Linked DNA regions of Homo sapiens: region 1 is linked to region 2. Evidence: chromatin contacts called from ENCODE POLR2A ChIA-PET data. All regions are on one chromosome and are shown on one strand. Each heading gives the region's core, a stretch centred on a gene start or an enhancer-like site at or near the end of the contact. The rest is flanking DNA. Distances are from core to core; before and after follow the strand shown.

Region 1 (6,142 bases), core at 981-3,480, about 26 Mb before region 2:
TGGAGTCTTGCTGTGTTGCCCAGGCTGGTCTCAAACTCCAGGGCTCAAGCGATCCTCTCACCTCAGCCTCCCAAAGTGCTGGGATTTACGGGCGAGAACAACTGCACCCAGCCCATACAGCACATTTTTACCTCAAAGTCACACGTCCCTTGGGGATCTAACATTCCTAGGTGTTCATTCTGTGTGTTGGCACTGTGCAGGGGGCTTTCTTTCCATTCACCTTATTTGCTTCTCACAGTAACTGCTGAAGAAATTCCATTTTACAAAGAAGGAAATGAGGTTAAGTACTTGCCCAAGGTCATACAGCTAATATGTGGCCAGGATCTGAACCTGGCTCCATCGTCTGCAGAGCCCAGGCTCTCGCACCATTGCTACACTGCACTGCCTGGCCCTGCAGAGACCAGTCCTTCACCTTCTGAGTGGCCATCTGCATAACCTCTTCATGCTGGGGGCTGGGAGAGGGAGAGGGGAAAAGAAGGCCAAAGTTTACTCTACCTGGACCCCACTAGGTCATCCTGGACATCAAACACGGCTTGTCCCACCCTTGGGGCTCAGTGAGATGAGGCTTCTCCTGCCTCCTCTGCCTGCCTTGTATCTTTTTCTTACAACTAGATCAGAAGGAACAGAGCCATGTCTTTTGCACCTCTGTGTCCCCATGCATACCCTACCCCATGCCTTGCAGATAGTAGGTACTCTATGCATTTTCTGTGAATATTAAGGAGTGGCCCCTCACCCCTCTCCACTACCACTGCAAGGACAGACCCAGAGGAAGACAGGAGCCCTGGAAACATCCATTAGTGGGACTAAGGGGAGGAGCAGAGGGGGAAAGTGCCCAGTACTCCTGCCTTCCAGCAGAGCCAGCCCCCAGCTCCCCACGCCCTCCTAGGAGACACCTCCCCAAGGTACCCTCCCCACCAAAGACTGGGAGGTCAGGTGTCAGGCTAGGCTCTCAGGAAGGAATTCCCCTCCCTTCAAGCCTCCAGTCCAAATTCCTCTCAAGGGAGAGCCAATGAAAGGCAGGACTCAGACAGGAGAGAAAGACACCAAGCATGGGGCTCCTGAAGGTCCCCTCCCCTCTGATGCTTGCCTGGGTGCCCTGCTCAGACACACCATCAATTCCCCCTCTTCCCACTGTGTTCCCTACCATGGGTTGGAAGTTATCTTACCACAGAGTGGTTAAGCCCTGGCCTTTGTAGCCCAACATCTGGATTCAAATCCTAGCTCCTTCACATATGAGCTGTGTGGCCAAGGGCCAGTTACTCCACTTCTCTGAACTCCCTATCCCCTTGGTCATTAGGCCTACAGACTCAGAATCCAGGCCTCCTGGTTGTTTCTGGGCTCTGACTCTCGAAAAAGACTATCTGGGTTCAAATCCCAGCTCTAATCTGTGCTTAACCTCTCTGCCGCAGGATCTTTATCTGTAAGGTGGGGACAATAATAGTACCTACCCACCATCTAGCCTTATTGTGAGAATTAGCTGAGGGAGTTTATGCAATGTGCTCAGATCAGACTTGGCACACAATTAGCACCCACTAAGTATTGGCTATCATTAGCAATAGCTGATAAGCTTGGAACGTACCTTGCACCGCACCTTGCACCGCACCTTGCACCTTGCACCGTCCCTGGCAGGTAGTAAGAGCTCACTAAATAGAAGCTATGATTACCTTCACCCCCACTAGACTATCCTGGCCCTGGAGGTGGGTTCTGGGTCATATCCATCTTTGATTCCCCAGCAGCCAGCATGGGGCCTGGCACCAAGCTCAATGAAGACCTGCCAGGAGGACCAGAAGATCCAGGGTGTGGGGTGGCACGAGCCTCCCACCAGGGAGAAGAGGAACCGAGGTGTCGGGGAAGAGAAAACAGAGCAGAGGGAGAAAAGCCAAGGCAGAGAGATAAGCAAGTGAAGTGAGTGAGAAAAGGAACAGGAGAGGCTGTGGCGGAGAGAGATAAGGAGGAAGGATGGAGAAGGCGAGGGTCGAGGAAAATGCCCAGGGAGGCAGGGAGCCCTGGGGAGAAACGCTGGGCGAGGCCAGGGCTGCGGCAGGGGAGCCGAGCCGGGAGAGGGGCGCAAGACCTGGCGCTGGGCGGGACGCTCGGGCAGGGTGCGGGAGGGGCTGAGGGCCGCCCCCACTGCCTCCCCGCCTTGGAGCTGGGGCCAGGCGGCCGGAGATTGGCTGGGGCGCACGGCGAGGCCCGGGCTGGAGCCCCGAGGTGGGAGGCGCCAGGATCAGTCGGGGCGCCCGCAGCGCAGGCTGCCACCCACCTGGGCGACCTCCGCGGCGGCGGCGGCGGCGGCTGGGTAGAGTCAGGGCCGGGGGCGCACGCCGGAACACCTGGGCCGCCGGGCACCGAGCGTCGGGGGGCTGCGCGGCGCGCACCTGGAGAGGGCGCAGCCATGCGGGCGGCGGCGGCGGGGGGGGGCGTGCGGACGGCCGCGCTGGCGCTGCTGCTGGGGGCGCTGCACTGGGCGCCGGCGCGCTGCGAGGAGTACGACTACTATGGCTGGCAGGCCGAGCCGCTGCACGGCCGCTCCTACTCCAAGCCGCCGCAGTGCCTTGACATCCCTGCCGACCTGCCGCTCTGCCACACGGTGGGCTACAAGCGCATGCGGCTGCCCAACCTGCTGGAGCACGAGAGCCTGGCCGAAGTGAAGCAGCAGGCGAGCAGCTGGCTGCCGCTGCTGGCCAAGCGCTGCCACTCGGATACGCAGGTCTTCCTGTGCTCGCTCTTTGCGCCCGTCTGTCTCGACCGGCCCATCTACCCGTGCCGCTCGCTGTGCGAGGCCGTGCGCGCCGGCTGCGCGCCGCTCATGGAGGCCTACGGCTTCCCCTGGCCTGAGATGCTGCACTGCCACAAGTTCCCCCTGGACAACGACCTCTGCATCGCCGTGCAGTTCGGGCACCTGCCCGCCACCGCGCCTCCAGGTAGCGCCGCCGCCGCCGTCCCCGCGCGCTCCGACGGCCCTGCAGCTCCCCTAGCACAGCTCTGCGAACCCCCCAAGAGGTGCAGCTCCCCCCCTCCGCCCACACACACACACACACGCTGTCCTAGCTCAGCCCAGCGTCCCCGGAATTATCCCCCGCAGCCTTCCCGCCTTCCCACCTCCCCAGGGAGTGGCAGCATAGTGCCTCCCGGCGGCTCCAGACCTTCCCTCTGGCTCTCGTTCCCTGGAAACCCCTGGCACCCCTCTCAGTACCCATCCAACCAAGCTGCTGAGAATCCCCCAATGCCGTCCCCCCAATCCTGGGACGTCCTGATAAATGCCTTATGACCCCTCTCAGCCCAAGAATGCCTGGGGTCGTTAAACAATGCCTTTCACCTGGATCCCGAGGCACCAAAGCAAGCATCATCCCCACTCCGTGTTGGGACCTTGGGAAGAGAGGAGAGGTGAGGGAAGGGATGTGGAGAAAGACTGGGGACTAAGAATGTTCTGGACTATGATCTGCGTCCCCGTTTTCTGTACCTGGAACCCTAAGATCTCCACCCTCTTCCCCAGTTCCCCTGGCTGGGAGTCATTCGGGTAAGGCTCAGTGCGGAAGGAAGAGCAGATTAGGCTCTGCCCCTGAAGAGAAGCCCTTAGGCAAGTTGCTTGACTTCACTGAGCCTCAGTTTCCCCATCCATAAAATAGGAAGCCATCCCAGGCTCATGAAACCTATGAGGTCCTAAGTCCCTCCTCCCACCCACCCCTCAGTCCCCTGAACCCTAATTTCTCCCTGGTCTCAGCCTCCCCTTTTCTGTGCTGGTCCACATAGCTCTTCCAGGCTGGCTCCATGCCCTCTCCCCCTTCCTCCCCGTCTGCTGTCAGACTTGAGTAACCGCTCTGGGCCTCGGTTCCCTTTTCTCCAAAATAGGAGTAAGGGCTGGGCGCAGTGGTTCACACTTGTAATCCCAGCACTTTGGGAGGCCAAGGTGGGTGAATCACTTGAGGTCAGGAGTTCTAGACCAGCCTGGCCAACATGGTGAAACCCCGTCTCTACTGAAAATACAAAAATTAGCCGAGCGTGGTGGCACACGCCTGTAATCTCAGCTACTCGGGAGGCTGAGACAGAAGAATCGCTTAAACCTGGGAGGCAGAGGTTGCAGTAAGCTGAGATTAGAGAGCCACTGCACTCCAGCCTGGGTGACAGAGCGAGACTACATCTCAAAAATAAAATAGGAATAAGAATCCCTATTTCATAGGCTGAGGATGAGAGGAGATAAAATTTAAAAGACAATGCACATCATGGCTGCAGCCGCCAGGGTCATGGGGCAGTCACTGTGCCCACCTGGCAGTTTTGTCACTGCACAGCCTGTCTGGTGATTGTCAATCACTCTGTGAGCAGGTAGTGATATGATTGCCATCATCCCATCTCCTGATAAGGAAGTAGAGGCTTGGCAAGGGGAAGTGGCTGGTCAGTGAGGAAGCCTGCACCCCAAGTGGCTCTTGGAACTCCAATCCCCTCACCAACTGTCCCCCAACCCCACCCCACTTTCTCTCTTCAGTGACCAAGATCTGCGCCCAGTGTGAGATGGAGCACAGTGCTGACGGCCTCATGGAGCAGATGTGCTCCAGTGACTTTGGTGAGTGTGGGGCCCACGCTGCCACTGCCCCGACATCACCCCCAGCCCCTCTTTCTTGACGCACACGGGAACATACATGCCCACATCCATCACAGTGAATCCCAACAGTTTTTGCATCATGGCTCCCGTTTAGAAGCCAATTATAACCATAAACCCTTTCCCAAGAGAAATGCACCTCTTTCTGCATCATCTCAGGACCATCACAAGTCCCCTAAGGCCATGGGCCTTGGGCCTCAGAAACCACCCCGGCCAGGGCTCCCACAGCCCTCCCTTGGTGTCATTTTCAGAGGGCCCTCCATGACTGGATCATCTCTGTGGATAGTGCAGGCTTAGCCCAGAGATGGATGGAGCCAGGTGGGGAGTGATGGCTCTAGGATGGAAGTGGAGCACCCTTGTCCATGGGTACCTCCACCTGGGACTCAGCACACCTCCTGCCAGCGGAGCTGTGGTCACCTGTCCCCACAGCTTCATCCCAGAGCCTTCCCATTTTCTGGGACAATCCAGCCAAGTCCGGTCAGGACCTGGCTCACACATGGGCCACGCAGTCCAGTGTGTGATCTTTGCCAAGTCAGTTCCCTGTTTTGTGTCTTAGCCTCCCTGTCTATAAAAAAAGAAAAAAGGAGATGATAATGAAGTCCTTTCTTCAGAGGAGTCTTTTATGTTGGTAGCCTGTTTGGAAAGAGAATACTGCTATTGCAAGGGGTGTATGTGTGTGTCAGAGAGAGAAAGAGAGGGGGAAGGGGACATAAAGAGAAGGAACAAGATTTTATGACAATTTCCTGCCAAGAGTGGGCAGTTATTCTCTGACTTCTCCCTGGCCCCACAGAGATGGGGGCCCAGAAGCCTGAAGAAGGGAGAGACCAGCCCGAGGGACTCCCCACCCCACCCTGAGGCCCAGGACTCCTTAGGCTCTCTACGTCCACTGTAGGGTGACCTGCACCATGGCTCTCTGGGCACAGACCCTGCCTTCATCCTAGCCCCCCAAAGGAAAGGAGTTAGGGTCTCAGTGCCTCCAGCCACACCCCCTGCCCCACTCCTAAACATAGCACAAACACACTCCCACCCACCGTACAATCTCTCTCTCACACACATACACATTACTGTACAGTGGTGTGTTCACACCAGCAACAGCTGAACTGTGTGTATCTATTCCCAGCTCCACACCCAGTCATGCGGTCAGTTATGGTGGGAGTATTTACCCCATGGATGTCAATGAATGCAAAGCAGGGCTCCCTGTCCACAGAGCCGGCTGTTAAATATTTGCCAGCCCACCACTGTTCCAACCACACTCACCGTGTGTGCATGCACACACATATACACACCCCATATATACTCCATACCATACACTCACACACAGCCAGAAATCCCAGTGGGAATCATCCCCAGAGATCAGGAAGTCCAGCTTCCCTCCATCACAAGGATCCCCTTCCAAGCAGTCGGCCCCAGTCCCATCCACTCCTTATCCCCTCCCTGGGGAGCCCCACATGCTGCTCCATCAAGAGCTCTCCACCCTGCCTTTGGTGTCTCAGAAGGGCTTGGACTCTCGATTCACGCAGGTCACAAGCTCTCTACCCCTCAATT
Region 2 (5,606 bases), core at 2,753-5,252:
CACAGAGACACCAGACTAGTGTGTGCACAGAGGAAACGAAGACACAGCAAGAAGGCGGCCACCCTGCAGGCCATGAAGAGAGGGCTCAGGAGAAACCAGACCCACCAACAGTTTGATCTTGAACTCTGAGCCTCCAGAACTGTGAGAAAATAATCGTCTGTTGTTGAAGCCACCCAGTCTGTGGTACTTTGTTACGGCAGCCCCAGCAATGGATACACGTGCTGTAATGCAGAAGCTTATGCCAGACTCTGTCTTCTTCTGACCAGACACTAAAGAGATTTGTAAAACTGTAAAACAGTGCCACTCTCTTACTAATTTGGGGGAGCGGTAGAGACGGTTGTTTTTCATAAAATATTCTGTTAATATGAAATGGGTACATTTATTATTTTAAAATAAATTTAAATTCTTAATTTGATTTTCAAATACAGTAAATATCACTATATATATAACTCACAGAAACAAAAGTTCTTTGGGGTCCTCAATAATTTTTTAGTGTTAAGGGCTCCTGACGCCAGAAAGTTTGAGAATGGCTATACTATACTATACTTCCAAATGGGATCCTATTATATATGATCTTATATAACGAGCTTTTCTCACCCAGCAATACATAGTGGATCACATTGGTCTTTAATAGATACAGATCTACATCATTATTTGTAATGTCTGCACAATAGTCTGTTACAGGTATGTTTTATCCTTTAATTAGGTGGTTCCTGGCTAATGGACATTGAATTGGTTTCCAGGATGGGCTATTATGAACAATTCTGGATCTTTGTGTGTTTATCTTTTTGTGCTTGTGGGGTCATCTAGAAATGGAATTAAATGGATTTTAAGATACATTCAGGCCAGGCACGGTGGCTCATGCTGGTAATTCCAGCACTTTGGGAGGCCAATGCGGATGGATCACATGAGATCAGTTTGAGACCAGCCAGACCAACATGGAGAAACCCCATCTCTACTAAAAATACAAAATTAGCCGGGTGTGTTGGTGCGTTCCTGTAATCCCAGCTACTCGGGAGGCTGAGGCAGGAGATTTGCTTTTGAACCTGGGAGGCAGAGGTTGCAGTAAGCTGAGATCGCGCCATTGCACTCCAGCCTGGGCAAGAGCGAAACTCGATGTATTCAATTTGGGTTTCTTATGAGGAAACTAAGGTTTCTCTTCTCCATTTTAGAATTGCTAAATATTAAGTGCAAACAGAAAAATGTGTAAAATATATGTACCACTTAATACATATACCTAGCAGCAGCTCCTCATGTTTGGGGCTATTGTCTTGAAAAGGCTAACCTGCCAGTAATTCTTTCAAACATGAGGAAAACCAAGCTGGGTGTGGTGGCTTATGCTTGTAATCCCAGCACTTTGGGAGGCTGAGGAGGGAGGATCACCTGAAGCCAGGAGTTCAAGACCAGCTTGGCCAACATGGTGAAACCCCATTTCTACTAAAAATACAAAAATTAGCTGAGCATGGGGACGGGCACCTGTAATCCCAGGTACTCGGGAGGCTGAGGCAGGAGAATCCCTTAAACTTGGGAGGCGGAGGTTGCAATGAGCCGAGATCGCACCACTGCTCTCCAGCCTGGGCGACAGAGTGAGACTCCATCTCAAAAAAAAAAAAAAAAAAAATTGAAAAACCTTTTCTTTTTCTTCTTTTCTGTTTTCTTTTGAGAAAGAGTCTCGCTCTGTTTCTCCAGCTGGAGTGCAGTGGCACGATGCTAGCCCAGTGTAGCCTTAATTCCGAGGCTCAAGCAGTCCTCTCACCTCAGCCTCCGAGTAGCTGGGACCACAGGCATGTGCAACGTGGCTCATTTTTTAAATTTTGTATAGAGATAGGGTCTCGCTATGTTGCCCACGATGGTCTGGAACTCCTAGGCTCAAGCCATCCTCCTGCCTCTTGGCCTCCTAAAGTGCTGGGATTACAGGTGTGAGTCAGCACACCTGGCCCTTTTTTTCTTCTTTGTAAACTAAAACTATTGGCCATTTCCTACAAGTTTTACACCAGTCATCTGGAAATTTGGGTTCTTCTTCCTAAATAGCATTACTATTGGCTTCACTAATGGGACTGGAATGTTGTTGATTAGCTTTCGACACAGGACTAGTATTGACCCAGCTTGAAGGTGCTACAGAAGGCAAGTCCCACTGGAGAAGCTACCTGGGACTGTGGGAGCCATTTTGACCCTCAGAGTCTGGAGACAGCTATTGTCATATTGATGGGCATCTTGACAGCACCTTTCCAAACTCTTTATTCAGCAACTTTGGTAACTCTGGAAGCCCCTAAGATAGCACAGGAATGGGAGAGCTGTGGTATCTGGTACCTATCTCCTAAGTGCCTTAGAGATATATAGCTAGCTTTGCTAAAAACGAAAACAGAAACAAAAAAAAAAAAAACAACAAAAAACTAGGATTGTAGGATTGAGATGGTGGAAAAGATGGCAAATTTTGATGAATCTTCAGAACTATGGGACACCGTAGCCTTCTCTTCCCAACCAGAGGAAAGACTAACTTTTTAAAAAAATGCCCATTATGCCCACTTAGTATGTAATTTTGCTTGCACTTTACAGCAGTTTTAATGATGGTATTACCATTAGTTTTAGATAGAAAATAGGTAATTGCTCAAGAATCCAGCCAGTAAGTGGGATTCTGTCCTCTAGTCTCCACGACAGCAAGCCGTGCTCTCTCACTGTACAGCGCCAGGACACACCCAGGAAGAATGCTTTATTACTGTGAGATGAAGACGTCAATGGCCAGGGCCTCACTGCAGCACCACCACTAAATCCAACAGCAAAGGAAACAAGAAAACATGGAAAGGGAGCTATTGTTTTCTGTTTTCCCAACGAGACTCCGGCCTGAGCCACTGAGGCATTCAGAGTTCCCAGATAGGCCAGATTCAGGGTGACAAGGAACCTTGTAAGCTATGTTTTTTCCTACTGATTAAGATTATGTTTTTTAAAGCATTTTAAATTTTTATTTTATTTTTAGATCACAGCAGCTAAGTCTTTTTATAAAAACACAATCTAGGGCTTGGGTCCCAAAAGTTCACTAGGTTTTGTCCCATCAGATGATGTTTCCTCTTTAATGTATTTGTAATGTAAACCTGTCCCCATTTCTGCTGTGCTCTTGGGACTGTGGCCAGCCTCCAGCCTTCCCCGCTGGTATGTCAACATTTAAATCTACAGCCAATAAGGAGGGTCGCAGTTTCAACAAAACCCGAAACACCTCAAACAAAACCAGCACCCCACCCCAGCCCCCCACTCCCCGGCTTCCCCAGTGGCTTATTCAAACTAACTTGAAGTCAAAAAACCATAAGCAAATATGCCTTTTCCAAATTTGCAGCCTCCAAGGCAGATGAAATGGTCAGACATTTGCCTTTTAGGGTTGTCCTGGGAAGAGCTGACAAAACGGGTGACAGCCCCTAAACAGCTGCCTGGGGAGGAGGACATCTGCCTCTGTTTCACCAGCCACTCAGTGCTCAGGCCTTGCCTTGCGCAACGCGGTGCCGCTGGGGAGCAATGGTTCTGAGCAGCCAGTTGTTATACGGCTTTTGTCTTAACGAAGCCACCCATTACGGTAGAGCCATAACTCGCAGGAAGCCAGCTGTCAGGGCTGTGGCGCAGGCCCCTCTGGGTGGGAGGCAAGGGGAGAAAAACAGTGTCTGGCCAAATTCCCTTTCCGACACCTGAGCCTGGCTGGCTTTGTAACCGGAGAGTTTTGTGCCCTCTCCCCCATCCCATCTTCCCCGGGGAGATCCTGGGGCCCTTCTTGCTCTCCATCCTTTGAGGGAGCTCAGGGACATTTCGGGATTCTGGATTTCTTGGTCTGCAACTCCCTGTGTGCCAGGCGGGGCTGGGCCCCGCTGCGGCTGGCTGGCGTTTGGCGCTCTCATCGAGGGAGCGCTTCGCTTTGAAATCTACCCACTCCTTTTTTTTTTTTTTTTTTAAACCAGGTATGATGATGTCAAACGTGATGCTGATGCTACAGTTACAGCCCCTGCTGGCGCAGCCTCTCTGATTCTCTCTCCCTCTCCGCGTCCAGTGCTGGGCTTTTTCAGACAAGTGCATCTCCTAACCAGGTCACATTTCAGCCGCGACCCACTCTCCGCCAGTCACCGGAGGCAGACCGCGGGAGGAGAGCTGAGGACAGCCGCGTGCGCTTCGCCAGCAGCGGGGTGGGAGGAAGGACATTAAAATACTGCAGAAGTCAAGACCCCCCCAGGTCGAACCCAGACCACGATGCGCGCCCCGGGCTGCGGGCGGCTGGTGCTGCCGCTGCTGCTCCTGGCCGCGGCAGCCCTGGCCGAAGGCGACGCCAAGGGGCTCAAGGAGGGCGAGACCCCCGGCAATTTCATGGAGGACGAGCAATGGCTGTCGTCCATCTCGCAGTACAGCGGCAAGATCAAGCACTGGAACCGCTTCCGAGACGTGAGTCCGCAGGGCTGCCAAGGCAGAGACCCGGGGTTGCGGGTTCGGGGATTGAGCTCCGGGGTCTGCGGGAGCGGCCGCCGCACGTCGCAGCCCGAGGCTCCGCAGCCTGGCCGGCTAATTACACGGAAAGTAAACAGTACTGGGGGTCACAGCCCAGCGCCCCTCCCCTGTCCCTGCGGCCCGGGCCGGCGGCCCTGGGACCCCCCAGCCCCGGGACCCCCAGCTCCACACCTGCCCGACGCTCCGGGGTCGCGCGCTCCGGGGTCTCCCCTGCGGGCCGGGAGTGGGAAGGGGTGCGGGGCCGGGGGGACCCGGACCCCGGCTGCCGCTGGACCCCGACCCGGTCCCCAGCTGCGTTGTGCGAGCCGCCCCCGGGCCTGCCCCAGCCGCTGGGATGCTGCAGGCTGCACATACGGGGCACTGCAGCACCGGCAGGTCTGGGTGGGGCCGGCAGTGAGGGTGGCATCGGCTCGCGCGGTGCCCTCTGTTCCCACCGTGGGCTTTGCGGGAGGGGGACAGCATGGGACGGGAGTGTGACCGGGGCTCTGGGTCTGGGGTCCCAGCAGCCTTCTAGGCGAGATGGTGGAAGGCGTGTCCGTACGGGGGTGGGCTGGGGTCCCCGTGCAGAAGGGCGCGCGAGGACCCAGGCTGGTTTTCCCGGACCAACATTTCAGGGGGGAATCCAGCCTGGAGCGAGGGGAGCAGCTCGGAGCCAGAGGAAGGCTCCCGGCCCGGTGGGCTTGAGAAGCCGGGGAGAGTCCAGAAGCTGGGTTTGGGGGCCCCCGGCGGGCGCCGCCCGAACCCCGGCGTAACCTTGGGCCGAACTCCGCGGGGTGGGGGCGGGGGGGTAGCTGCGGCACTTTTGTTTACCGGCACCTGTGGATCAGAGGGGAAGTCGCAGGCGGCGGCCCGGCGGGGCTGGCTCCTTCCTCTCGGCCGGGCCGGGTTGGGGGCTGGGGAAGCAGGGGTGAGGCAGGGCGGGCGGAGGGTGTGGCTGGACCCCGAGATCGTTGGGGGTGCTGTGGGGGATGGGCCCGGATGCGCCAGAGGCGACGCCGGCTGCTCCTGGCGACCTGGTGCTCACCGCGGCCCTGACCCCAGAAAACCTCTTCTAGGACCCTGGCCCTTACTCCTCCTTCCCCAGGTTCCCTCGTCCGACCCACCCAGTACAACGCAGGCCACACCATGAC

What was found. ChIA-PET counts read pairs that join two places held with the same protein, here RNA polymerase II (POLR2A).
Region 1: POLR2A ChIA-PET joins it to region 2 with 12 read pairs in activated T-cell. The contact joins the promoter of SFRP5 here to the promoter of SPOCK2 in region 2. POLR2A ChIA-PET finds 5 or more read pairs at or near these places in 2 of 52 experiments (WTC11 and activated T-cell).

The regions. Positions count from the first base shown.
Region 1 is chr10:97,768,087-97,774,228 of GRCh38, reverse strand. It overlaps SFRP5 (secreted frizzled related protein 5), which reads left to right and starts at 2,230. Exons shown (of 3, transcript NM_003015.3): 1 at 2,230-2,924; 2 at 4,484-4,561. The coding sequence starts at 2,396.
Region 2 is chr10:72,086,947-72,092,552 of GRCh38, reverse strand. SPOCK2 (SPARC (osteonectin), cwcv and kazal like domains proteoglycan 2) reads left to right here and starts at 4,002. Exons shown (of 11, transcript NM_001244950.2): 1 at 4,002-4,413. The coding sequence starts at 4,225.